2 separate regions of the Homo sapiens genome follow, and region 1 is linked to region 2. A link is an interaction called in ENCODE POLR2A ChIA-PET data of the cell type or tissue named here. Cell type or tissue: MCF 10A. All regions are shown on one strand. Each heading gives the region's core, and the rest is flanking DNA. Links, peaks and the distances in the headings are about the cores only.

Evidence for each region. ChIA-PET counts read pairs that join two places held together with the same protein. Peaks named below come from ENCODE experiments on the same cell type or tissue, not always from the same donor. Only the 100,000 strongest peaks of a DNase experiment are listed, where the experiment ranks them.
Region 1: POLR2A ChIA-PET joins it to region 2 with 5 read pairs; 1 of 35 experiments calls an interaction of 5 or more read pairs at or near these places.

What each region holds. Positions count from the first base shown.
Region 1 is chr4:139,885,190-139,890,569 of GRCh38, forward strand. MAML3 (mastermind like transcriptional coactivator 3) reads right to left here. Exons shown (of 5, transcript NM_018717.5): 2 at 4,168-5,380. Among named protein-coding and RNA genes, the nearest start is that of MGST2, 220 kb to the left of the region's middle. RefSeq lists an enhancer at 2,858-2,997. In MCF 10A, for the core only: no CTCF peak of the experiment used is centred there; DNase peaks (open chromatin) are centred at 3,062, 3,342 and 4,222.
Region 2 is chr4:139,293,350-139,298,729 of GRCh38, forward strand. It overlaps NDUFC1 (NADH:ubiquinone oxidoreductase subunit C1), which reads right to left. Exons shown (of 6, transcript NM_001184989.2): 2 at 4,036-4,094; 3 at 2,383-2,611; 4 at 1,694-1,797. The coding sequence starts at 2,449. Among named protein-coding and RNA genes, the nearest start is that of NAA15, 5.5 kb to the right of the region's middle. RefSeq lists an enhancer at 2,242-2,805. In MCF 10A, for the core only: a CTCF peak has its summit at 2,505 (motif pointing left); DNase peaks (open chromatin) are centred at 1,682, 2,502 and 3,802.

The DNA.
Region 1 (5,380 bases), core at 177-5,176, 590 kb after region 2:
CAGTGGTTGGACACTAGACTGGGCAACATAGTGAGACCTTGTCTCTACTGAAAATTAAAAAAAAAAAATTAGCCAGGTATGGTGGCACATGCCTGTAGTCCCAGCTGCTTGGGGTATGAGGTGGGAAGATGGCTTGAGTCCAGGAATTCAAAGCTGCAGTGAGCTATGATAGTGCCACTACACTCCAGTCTGGGCAACAAAGTGAGACTCTTTCTCAAAAAAAGAAAGAAAGAAAGAATAAATACAGTGATGGATGCCCTAAATACCCTGACTTGATCATTACATATTCTATGCCTGTAACAAAATATCACATGTACCCCATAAATATGTGTAAATATTATGTATTAATGTTTAAAAAGTGAAGCTGGTAAGAAGAAAATTAGAGACAATCTGGGAGGTTTAGTCCATGATGAATAGAAGTTCCAGAAGGTTTTAAAACAAAAAAAAAAGTAGGCCGGGCGCCGTGGCTCACACCTGTAATCCCAGTAATTTGGGAGGCTGAGGCGGGCGGATCACGAGGTCAGGAGATCGAGACCATCCTGGCTAACACGGTGAAACCCTGTCTCTACTAAACATACAAAAAAAAAAAAAAAATTAGCCAGGCGTGCCGGCAGGCGCCTGTAGTCCCAGCTACTCGGGAGGCTGAGGCAGGAGAATGGCGTGAACCCGGGAGGTGGAGTTTGCAGTGAGCAGAGATCGCGCCACTGCACTCCAGCCTGGGCGACAGGGCAAGACTCCGTCTCAAAAAAAAAAAAAAAAAAAAAAAAAGAAAGAGAAAAAAAGTAAAGGGAATAAAGAAATAATATAAGAACAAAGAAATAATATAAGAACATATCTCAGAGAAGATTCAAAAACTTTTAATGGTAAAAAATGTTATTGCTACTTTCACTGTCACTAATTTAGCTAAAATTTTCTAGGAATGAGAACATGGTAAAGGGATTAGGAGACAGAATGGAAAAGAAACTGAGTGTGGGAGGCAGGTTTTAGGACTACTCACTAAAGCAGGGATTCACAACTAATATATGTCAATGAATAGCAAATAATGATATTGTCTCAATCCAACTGGCAAATCAATTCAACTAAGAATTTTTTTAAAAAAAGAATTAACGAAGGGTAAACTTTTTTAAGTAGGGAGTTTCCCTTCCTTAAAAAAGTATTTTCCCAGAGGGTAGAATTAATACACATGTATGATAGAAAGTTTAGAAAATTCAGTTAAATATAAAGAGGAAAACAATAATCACTCATAATTTTTCCAGCCAGAAATAAATATCATTCCTAACATTTTAGGAATTCAGTATTTAGAATTCCTAAAATAACATTTTAGTTATTCAGTATTTTTCTACACATATTAAAAGTCACAATTTGGATTGTAACATATAATTGTTTTATGATCTATTTTATTCATATTATGAGCATTTCCATATGATTAGTCATTCATTTATATCATGAATGTCATGTACGTATTTATTTTTCCAAAATACTTATTTTTGGATCAAAGTTTTCACTATCATAAGTAACACCATGAGCATAATCTTTGTTCAACCATCTGATCAAAAAGAATAATATGTAAATTCTGAGAAATGCAATTACTAGATAAAACACATTCAAAATTTTGAAATATCTTTTGTTTCTATTTTTGTTTCCCTGTTTTTTGAAATATACAGGAAGTAAGCGCATTCCTATTCATTTCTGAGATGGCATTTTATACAAATGTTCCAAATAAGTAAACATCTGTAAAAGACAATTTTCTTGAAATAAACGTGCCTAAAAGGCTTTGCTGCTGAAGTCATTCATTAAAACGAAATGTTGATCATGGTCATTGTGATCAACAAAGAATAAAGTGAGTTTTCACTAGCAATAGCAGAAAACGAAACTGAACTAAACCTATGTATAATTATATTTTATATCGTACCTGTAATTCGTGCTCGTATTTGTGGAATGTACCCGCATATAATGTAATGAACTATTCTGAGAACTATGTAAATACTGCTTCACAATCAGATAAAAACAAGAAATAAATGATATGTTTGCAGAAAGACATTCACATGTTTATATATGTATTTTGAAGCTCGTTTCAAACAGTGGTGAGTTAATATTTCATTAAAAAGCACGCTTTTACCTGATGAGATTTTGTGAGGTTAAGAAGTGATTATTCTAATGAGGACTCACAAAAGAACATTCTGTCCACACTGAAAATACTTCGTGAGACGAGAGAAGAGAGGAGGAGCACACAGATTTAATCCAGAAAAACATCACTTTGCTTCTTCAGCTGACTGAGCTCTTTCAAAACATGACCTCTGCAGCTACCAGCTTCAGTGACACATAGTTAGGCAGGCATAAGGACCTCAAAGAAGTACCCTTAAAACTCATGTTCCCGCAAAGACAGGAACTTGTCCCAAGTTGGCACATTTTGAAAGACATTTAGTGGGGGTGAGGATAGGTGCATCATTGCACTCACATGTCTGCAGAGCCTGTGAACTGGAATTAATTATTCATCTTTGGTCTGGCTTGAAGGAAATACTCTACTGTAGCTAGTGTAAGAACAGCGAATGTAGAAGCACAATTTGTATTAACAACAGACCATTCTGACAGCTTGTGATCTCATAAACCTTCTGACACGCCTGGGCTACTACAAACATTCATGTATATTGCCTATATTTCTGCCTGCTTCAGAACTTAATCTGGAGTATATAAAATGCTGTTATCTCCCCAATGGTATATATTCTTAATGAAACTAAGATAATATATAGAAGTTCACATTTCAATGATATTTTTCTAGTAGCTACTGATTGCAGTCAATGTAAACCAAGTTATACTTTTATTTATCCAGACGGAATCTTTAGAGCCGGCTGGCATGTGCAGACAAGAAGCCACTGTGAGGTTTGGGGGTTGTAAGGCTGAGGACAAGAATGAAGCCACAGAGCTCAGGCCTGTCTCTGCAGGCCAGCACCACCTCCAGCCCTGCAGCTCCATCAAGCTTGGGGTTTCGGGGGTGGGGTGGGGCACTCCAGGAGCTACAAGATGCAAATAACCAAGTGAGGCAAGATCTGCCTGCGTTATTTCCCAGTGCTTCTAAAGTACTCAACTGTGGACACCTACCCAAGCACTAGTTAGAACCTGTTTAGACATGAGGGCCTCTAAAGCAAAGACTTTTCTGCAAATTCTCCAAGTAAAATGACCATGTCTGCATCCTGGAAGAATTGAGGCACAGCACAGCAACTGGCAGTAAGATGATCTCTCTTGAATTCATCCATGTAGGGCAGGGGGAGTCGCTTTAATGGGCATTTCCCCACTCTCTCCTTCAGGGTAGAACAAATGTTATATTAAAGGAGCTTTGGCTGTTTGCCACTGGTCAGGATGAAGAGACTGAAAAGCTTGTCAATGACTATTCACTTCCCGACTGGTTGCTGCTCATTTTTTACCATGCATACCAAGAGCCCAACCTCCCATGAAGGAGGACAGTGGGAAAGTAGAGACTTTAATACAGCACTAAGATATATTCACCATCACATTTTCCTGAAATAGAGCTGATTGTATCAGAGAGGTTTCATTGCACTCCCAAGTAAGAAGACTGAACCAGCTTCTAACTGTTGCTAGTCTAGCAGCAAGTGTTTAAACATTATAAGGTCCTACAAAAATCTACCCTCCACTTCACTTTGAAAATCCAGAAAGCTCTCCTATATTTGAATATCAACAAGCCAAATTTCCCATTATTCATAATTCAGTAGGACAGCTGAAGGCTGCTCAGGGCCTTATAAAACTGTTGTAGACAGCCCTGAATGTCCCCTGCTTCCCACCACCCAGAGCCTGGGATCATGCAAGCTGGGAGAGAAGCTACAGAGGTAGTGCCGTGTTTGGTGGAGTGACCTCTGCAGCCTCCCTCCCTCAGAGTGAGAATTTTATGTAATTCTTATCTGCAGTTGGGAATAAAAGAAGTTTGATTCCTAGACACTGAAATACACGAAAGTTTATCATGCCACCCTTTTCCATTTCTTAGGAGAAATGGAAAAAGAACACTCCAAACCTGGCCACTACCTGAGGATGTGTAAAGAGGTTTTCTGCAGGCAATTAGACCCCACTACAGTGGAAGCTTGTAGAACATCACACATCGACAGTCTGAAATGCACCACAAGAACTGCTCGAAGAGTGTGTCACTTTCACACTTACCTGACCGTGGGATGGAAGTGCAGCGTAAGCCATGGGCTGATTCATCACTCCTTTCTGCTTCATGAGAAGCAGGCGTTTCTGGTCTTCGCTCAGGTGTGCCCTGGGGGCCTGGAGCTGTGGAGGTGGCGGCTGCTGCTGCTGCTGCTGCTGCTGTTGCTGTTGCTGCTGCTGTTGCTGCTGCTGGATATACGGCATCAAGGGGTTTTTGTTGGGGTTGGCCACTGGTGGTGTCATCCTCTGACTCAGGTCTGCATTGAAGTGGGTCAGGGGTTTAGTGTTGCCATAAGTCAGAATATTGTGCTGTTTGTTTAAGGAGTTTGTACCCAAGTTATTTGGCTGCTGATTGATCATATTCATGTGATTCTGAGGGAGGTAGTTATTCATTGTTGTCTTCTGCAGGTTGTTTGCCATTGGAGGCACTATAGGGTTTTGGTTGTTAAAGGCTTGGGGGTACATCATTGGGCTATTTGGTTTTTCTGCAGTAAAAGCTGCTCCATATGGACTAGAGGGAGGTCCTAAGGGAGACCAATTTGAAGTCTGATTTGAGTGCTGTTGCTGCTGCTGCTGCTGCTGCTGCTGCTGCTGCTGCTGCTGCTGCTGCTGCTGCTGCTGTTGCTGTTGCTGTTTCTGCTGCATGAGTTTGGCCCTTTGTTGCTGCTGTGCAGCCATCTGTTTGAGCTGTTCTGCTGGAGACATGTCAGAGCTGGGCACAGCCACAGGCCCTGACGCTGAACCGGCCACTGTCACTGCTGCCGGATTCAGGAGATAACCATTTCCAGGCCGAGGTGGAGCTTGGCCTGGAGTGTGGGCTTGGTTTGGAGTTTGAGGGGACTGGACAGCACAGTTTGCTGGTGAGCTTGCAGGGTTTGGAGCTGCGGGAGTGCTGGCAACAGAAGGTAAACTAGTGGCCGTGGAGACAGTAGAAAAGGGAGGACCAGAAGAAGAAGGCCTCGCCTGGGGAGATCCCATGGAGACATGTGCGAAGGGAGAGTGAGAGGGGTCGCTCTTCACGCTCGCACTCTCCTGGGAGAGAGGGGTCTCAGTTGCTGGCTGCGAGAATTCTGGCTCCTTCTTCTCTTCAAAGTCTTCGTTGAACAGGTCCTGTATGTCATCCTCAGGAACCGTGTTGGCCAATTCATCTATTAATTCTTGCCACTCCTGATCATTCAGATTAATGTCTGAGAACAGCTTGTTCTGATTTGAAAGAGATGTT
Region 2 (5,380 bases), core at 283-5,282:
CATGGAGGACAGTCACATTTTTAGGACCACTGTCTGACAGAATATGCAACTGGAAAAATGGCTTATATACGATGACATTCATGGCAATCAAAGATCCAAGTTCAATCACTAGTGCTCTCAGCAGTAATTAAGCTTCTTGTTAGAGAAAACCTTAAATTAAGAATGTATAAAATTCATTATAAGCAACATTATTCAAAAAGATGAGTTACTATTAAGTTGTAAGTGACTCAAAATCTCTCACCCCTTTCCAAGTCAAAAATCTGAACCACTTCAACAAGAAAATTTAAAATATCTTAGAGCTGGGGGACAGTGGAGGAAGTCCCAAACCCATTAGATAAAAAACAAAATTTTAAATATTAATATAGCAGATACTTTAACTTTAAAAAGAAATTTTATCCCAACAGAGGCAGTGTTTCACAGTCTTTTCTAGGATAGTGTGGCCTCTGAAGTCAGGAGAACTGGGTTCAGCAAACTAGTTTCTCCAAGTGTTTCTTATCTGTAACGGGTCAACAATAGTAGGTGCCACGTAGTGTTGTTGAAATGATTAAACGCAAGTTTATGTGTAAAGCATGTGGTGTGAATTTTTTTTTTTTTTTTTTTTTTTTTTTTTGAGACAGAGTCTCGCTGTATCTCCCAGGCTGGAGTGCGGTAGCACGATCTCGGCTCACTGCAAGCTCCACCTCCCGGGTTCACACCATTCTGCTGTCTCAGCCTCCTGAACAGCTGGGACTACAGGCGCCCTTCGCTACACCTGGCTAATTTTTTTTGTATTTTTGGTAGAGACGAGGTTTCACTGTGTTAGCCAGGATGGTCTGGATCTCTTGACCTCGTGATCCGCCCACCTTGGCCTCCCAAAGTGCTGGGATTACAGGTGTGAGCCACCACGTCCGGCCTGAAAATTTTTTTAAAAAGGTCGCTACACACTATGTACAATTTCCAACAATGTATTTATACAAACATTGATTAAAACCTAATGGAAGTCTACTGGGATTCAATTTGTACAACTTGCACACTGCTGGTTTGTCCTTACAGCATCTGAAAAAGGTACCTTCATAAAACTCCAATTAGCCTCAATTCTCATTAAGAAATAAAGTATAATTACTATTGCCGGGCGTGGTGGCTCACGCCTGTAATCAGAACACTTTGGGAGGCCGAGGCGGGCGGATCAATAGGTCAGGAGATCGAGACCATCCTGGCTAATACGGTGAAACCCCGTCTCTACCAACAATACAAAAATTAGCCGGGCGTGGTGGCGGGCGCCTGTAGTCCTAGCTACTTGGGAGGCTGAGGCAGGAGAATGGCGTGAACCCGCGAGGCAGAGCTTTCAGTGAGCCGAGATCACGCCACTGCACTCCAGCCTGGGAGACAGAGTGAGACTCCATCTCAAAAAAAAAAAAAAAAAGTATAATTACTATTTAGTAAAACTGCCATTCCTTACAAAACCATGTTAAGGAACAATAACAGAAATTTTAGTCCCATCATACTTTTTCAATGTTGCTGAAATCTTAATTTCTTTTTAGTCCTTGGGATTTCTCTTATGGAAAAATACGTATCAGCGATTATATAAATATCCTACTGTTATGAGAGTTTCACTGCCATACAACATATAACAGCACCATTCAATCTCGCAATGTTATGTCATTCCCTTACCACGCTGGTGTAGTCTCACGACATCCGGGAGTAAAGTACTTACATAGATCCACAAGAAGACAGTGGTGCCCAAGGTGAACCCAACTTTCAGCCAGTCAGGTTTGGCATTCGGCGGCTCTCGCACGTAGAACTTTGATCGCACTGAAGCTGAAAGGGGAAGAGGGTCTGTAAATTTGTAACTTACTGCCTTGTAGGGAAAAAACCCTAACATTTACGTGCGTATTATCGCATTTAATTCTCCCTTCAACTCCCCCATCTCCCACTTAAACAGCCAAGGAAATAGAGGTTCAAAGAGATCAAGTACCTCGCCCAGGGCCACTGGCGAGTTAGACAGGACGCACCTGTCCTGTCCGAGGCTTTCAAAGCCTCGTTTAAGGGCTTGCGGACCCTCAGACGACTCGGGAGTGGTCATGTAAGGGGCGCCCCGGGGAGGGTGTCTCCTCTCCCGGTTTACGGGACCTAACGTACAGAGGTGGGGAAGGCAAGGACCCAAAGTCCATTTACAAAGGCCAAGAGTGGTCAGGTTGAACTTGGATAAGTGCTAGAGGCGGGTGATGGGGAGCAGAGAGCCCTGCGTAGGGGACAGGCGTGGGCTGGGCCTTGGGTCGTCTGCCGGCGAAGGTCACTGCAGGACGAACCCGGGCCGCTGCCGCCTCCTGCACCCGTGGGCTGGGTCCGCCTTAGGAGGGGTAATCTGAGGGTCGAGTCGGCCTGCACGAGGAGGATACTCACGGCCGCTCGGGAGCCTGGCGGGGGCCAGCAGCCGGGAAAGGGGACGCAGCAAGGCGGACGGCGCCATCTTGCGTGGCCCAGCTCAGTCTCTCCGAGTTGGCAACAGAACCAGCGCCACCTGGCGGCCGGAAGTGCGGGACTCGAGGGCTCTGCAGCAGAGCTCCGTGGGGGCGTCAACGTGAATTCCAGCACGGCAAGGTTCTCTAGCACCCCGGCCTCAGCCTTCTGTCTATACAGTGGAATTAGGAAGAAAATAATTAAAAGAAAAAAGAGTTTACCTATTCTCTGTCCTCTGGGGGTTTTTCACCCCATCTCTACGGCTATTCATCAAGAGGTTTATTAAAATTTTCCTACATGAGCCAGAAGAAAGAAAAGTGTCGTGCTGAATAATAACTAGCATTTGGATTGAATTCTGTGGTCCAGGCACGGTGCATTAATGTATCATATGGTTTACATTCATTGTCTTATTTCATCTTCAAAACGAGCACATATCATGCCGTGGTTATAAGCCTCAATTTACAGATGAAGCTTAAAGAAGACAGCTACTCATCCAAGGTGACATATTATATTTTACAGTTGAAAAGATCTCTTAACACTTACCACTTACACTCACGATCATACTGAAGCCTCACAAACCTGTGAAGTAGAATTAGTGCCTTAGGTAGGCTTAAGATCACACAGATGGCAGAGGTGGGATACAGTTTGAGGTCTTCTGACTCCAGATCTAGTGATCCTCATTAGCCCACCTAACAGACTTGGACCACCCTAGACCATAAGCTGTAGAATCAGCGTTCAAAGCCATTCTGCTCACCACTTTTTAGCTCTATGATTTCTAGGCAAATTACTTAACCTCTCTATACCTAAGTTTTACATCTGTAACATAAAACCTATAGGGTTGCTGAGAAGCTTAAACAAGTGTCTGGTAGTAGTAAACAATTTATTTGGTTTTGCCTATTAAAGACATCGTTCTGAGGAATAGGTTTTATCTTGCACAGTTGAGCCAGATCTTTGTACATTCAATTCAGTTCAATCTGATGTCTAAAGACCAGTAAAAATATTTATAGGTAACAGACAATACATTTTGACCCTTTAAAACTAATCCTTTAAACTTTATGTCATTAATTTTAAAACCAAAATAAATGTTAGCAAATCTCCTATATTCTCTTTAGCAATGTTATTTTAAGATCTTTTTTAACCAAAAATTATTGACCAAAAAGTCAATTAATTGCACTGTGTTTTCTGGCTCATTTTAACATGCAAATGGTGGCTAAATGGATTGCTAAATTGTGAGTCACTTTAGTTTGTAACCTAGTTTGAGCCTCCTGGACTCATGCTCAAGTAAGTAAACTACCCAATGAATGTGCTGAGCCAGTTGTTGGTTCGCCACTTATTGTCCACTCAGCAACCTGTCAGTTGTATATCCTTTCTACACCATCCGTTGGAAGCTTGTCCTGATGAAGCTTTTGCTAGTATCCAACAAGTTGAAACAGATGCTATCTTTAGTCAGAGTATTCAGAACCAGTAAGCAAATTACTAATTTCAGTACTGCTATTGAGAAAGACTGCTTTGTTCTTTTTCAGAGCTTTGGCCCTTGTATCCTTTTACTAGTGTGTATTTTGGGAAAGTGATGAAGTATAAGCACATTTTTCTCACCATATTAGAGCTGATGGGAACTGTACACTTGGAGTACCCAGCTGTATGTGAAACTGCATCTAGAAAAGAATCCTGATTAAGTAATTCCAGCTAGGAACTAATATCTATAATATTTTGTTAGAAGTTGCTTCATAACATTCATGTAAGCATCTTCAGAATTTGAACACTAAAATCTTATTTATGATCCAGGTGAAAAGAGAGAGGATTTGAGTTAGCAGCTAGAAAAGCAAAGTTTCAGTCCAAGATTTTTCCACTGGGAAAAAATCACATCTCCCAAGGAAGGTAAAAAAAGAGCAAGAATTGAAAAACAGTATAAAATGCAAAAAACAAAACAAAAAATCCCTATTTTTATTGATACAGCATGCATGAGAATACTATGAATCAAACTTAGGACTTGGGCCAGTCACAGTGGCTCAGGCCTCTAATCCTAGCACTTTGTGAGAACAAGGTAAATGGATTGCCTGAGTCCAGGAGGTCAAGACTGGCCTGTGCAACATAGGTAGATAACTATCTCTACAAAATGATTTTTTAAAAAATTAGCTGGGTGTGGTGGTGCATGTCTGTGGTTCCAGCTACTCGGGAGGCTGAGGTTGGAAGATCGCTTGGACCTGGGAGGTGAGGCTACAGTAAGCCAAGACTCTGCCACTGTACTCCAGCCTCGGTGACACAGTGAGACCCTGTCACAAAAACAAAACAAAAGAAAAAAACCAACAACCTCCCACCTCCCCACACACCAAGATGTATCTATAAGTTTTTATTTTTTAAGACTCAGCAGCTGGGCGCCCTGGCTCACGCCTGTAATCCCAGCACTTTGGGAGGCCGAGGCGGGCGGATCACCTGAGGTCGGGAGTTCAAGACCAGCCTGACCAACATGGAGAAACCCTGTCTCTACTAAAAATACAAAATTAGCCGGGCATGGTGGTGCATGCCTGTAATTCCAGCTACTCGGGAGGCTGAGGCAGGAAAATCGCTTGAACCCAGGAGGCAGAGTTGCGGTGAGCTGAGATCGCACCATTGCACTCTAGCCTGGGCGACAAGAGCGAAACTCTGTCTCAAAAAAAAAAAAAAAAAAAAAGATTCAGCAGCAGGCCGGGCGTTGGGGCTCACATCTATAATCCCAGCACTTTGGGAGGCTGCGGTGGGTGGATTGCTTAAGCCCAGGAGTTCAAGAGTAGCCTGGGCAACATTGAGAAATCCTGTCTATACACACACACAAAAAAAACCCAGAAGCAATAGCAAATTGTTAACATTTGTTAAATCTAGGTGACAAATACATGAATTTCTTTTATATTCTTTTTTTTTTTTTGGAACAAGGTCTCAGCTCTGTTGCCCAGGCCGGAGAGCA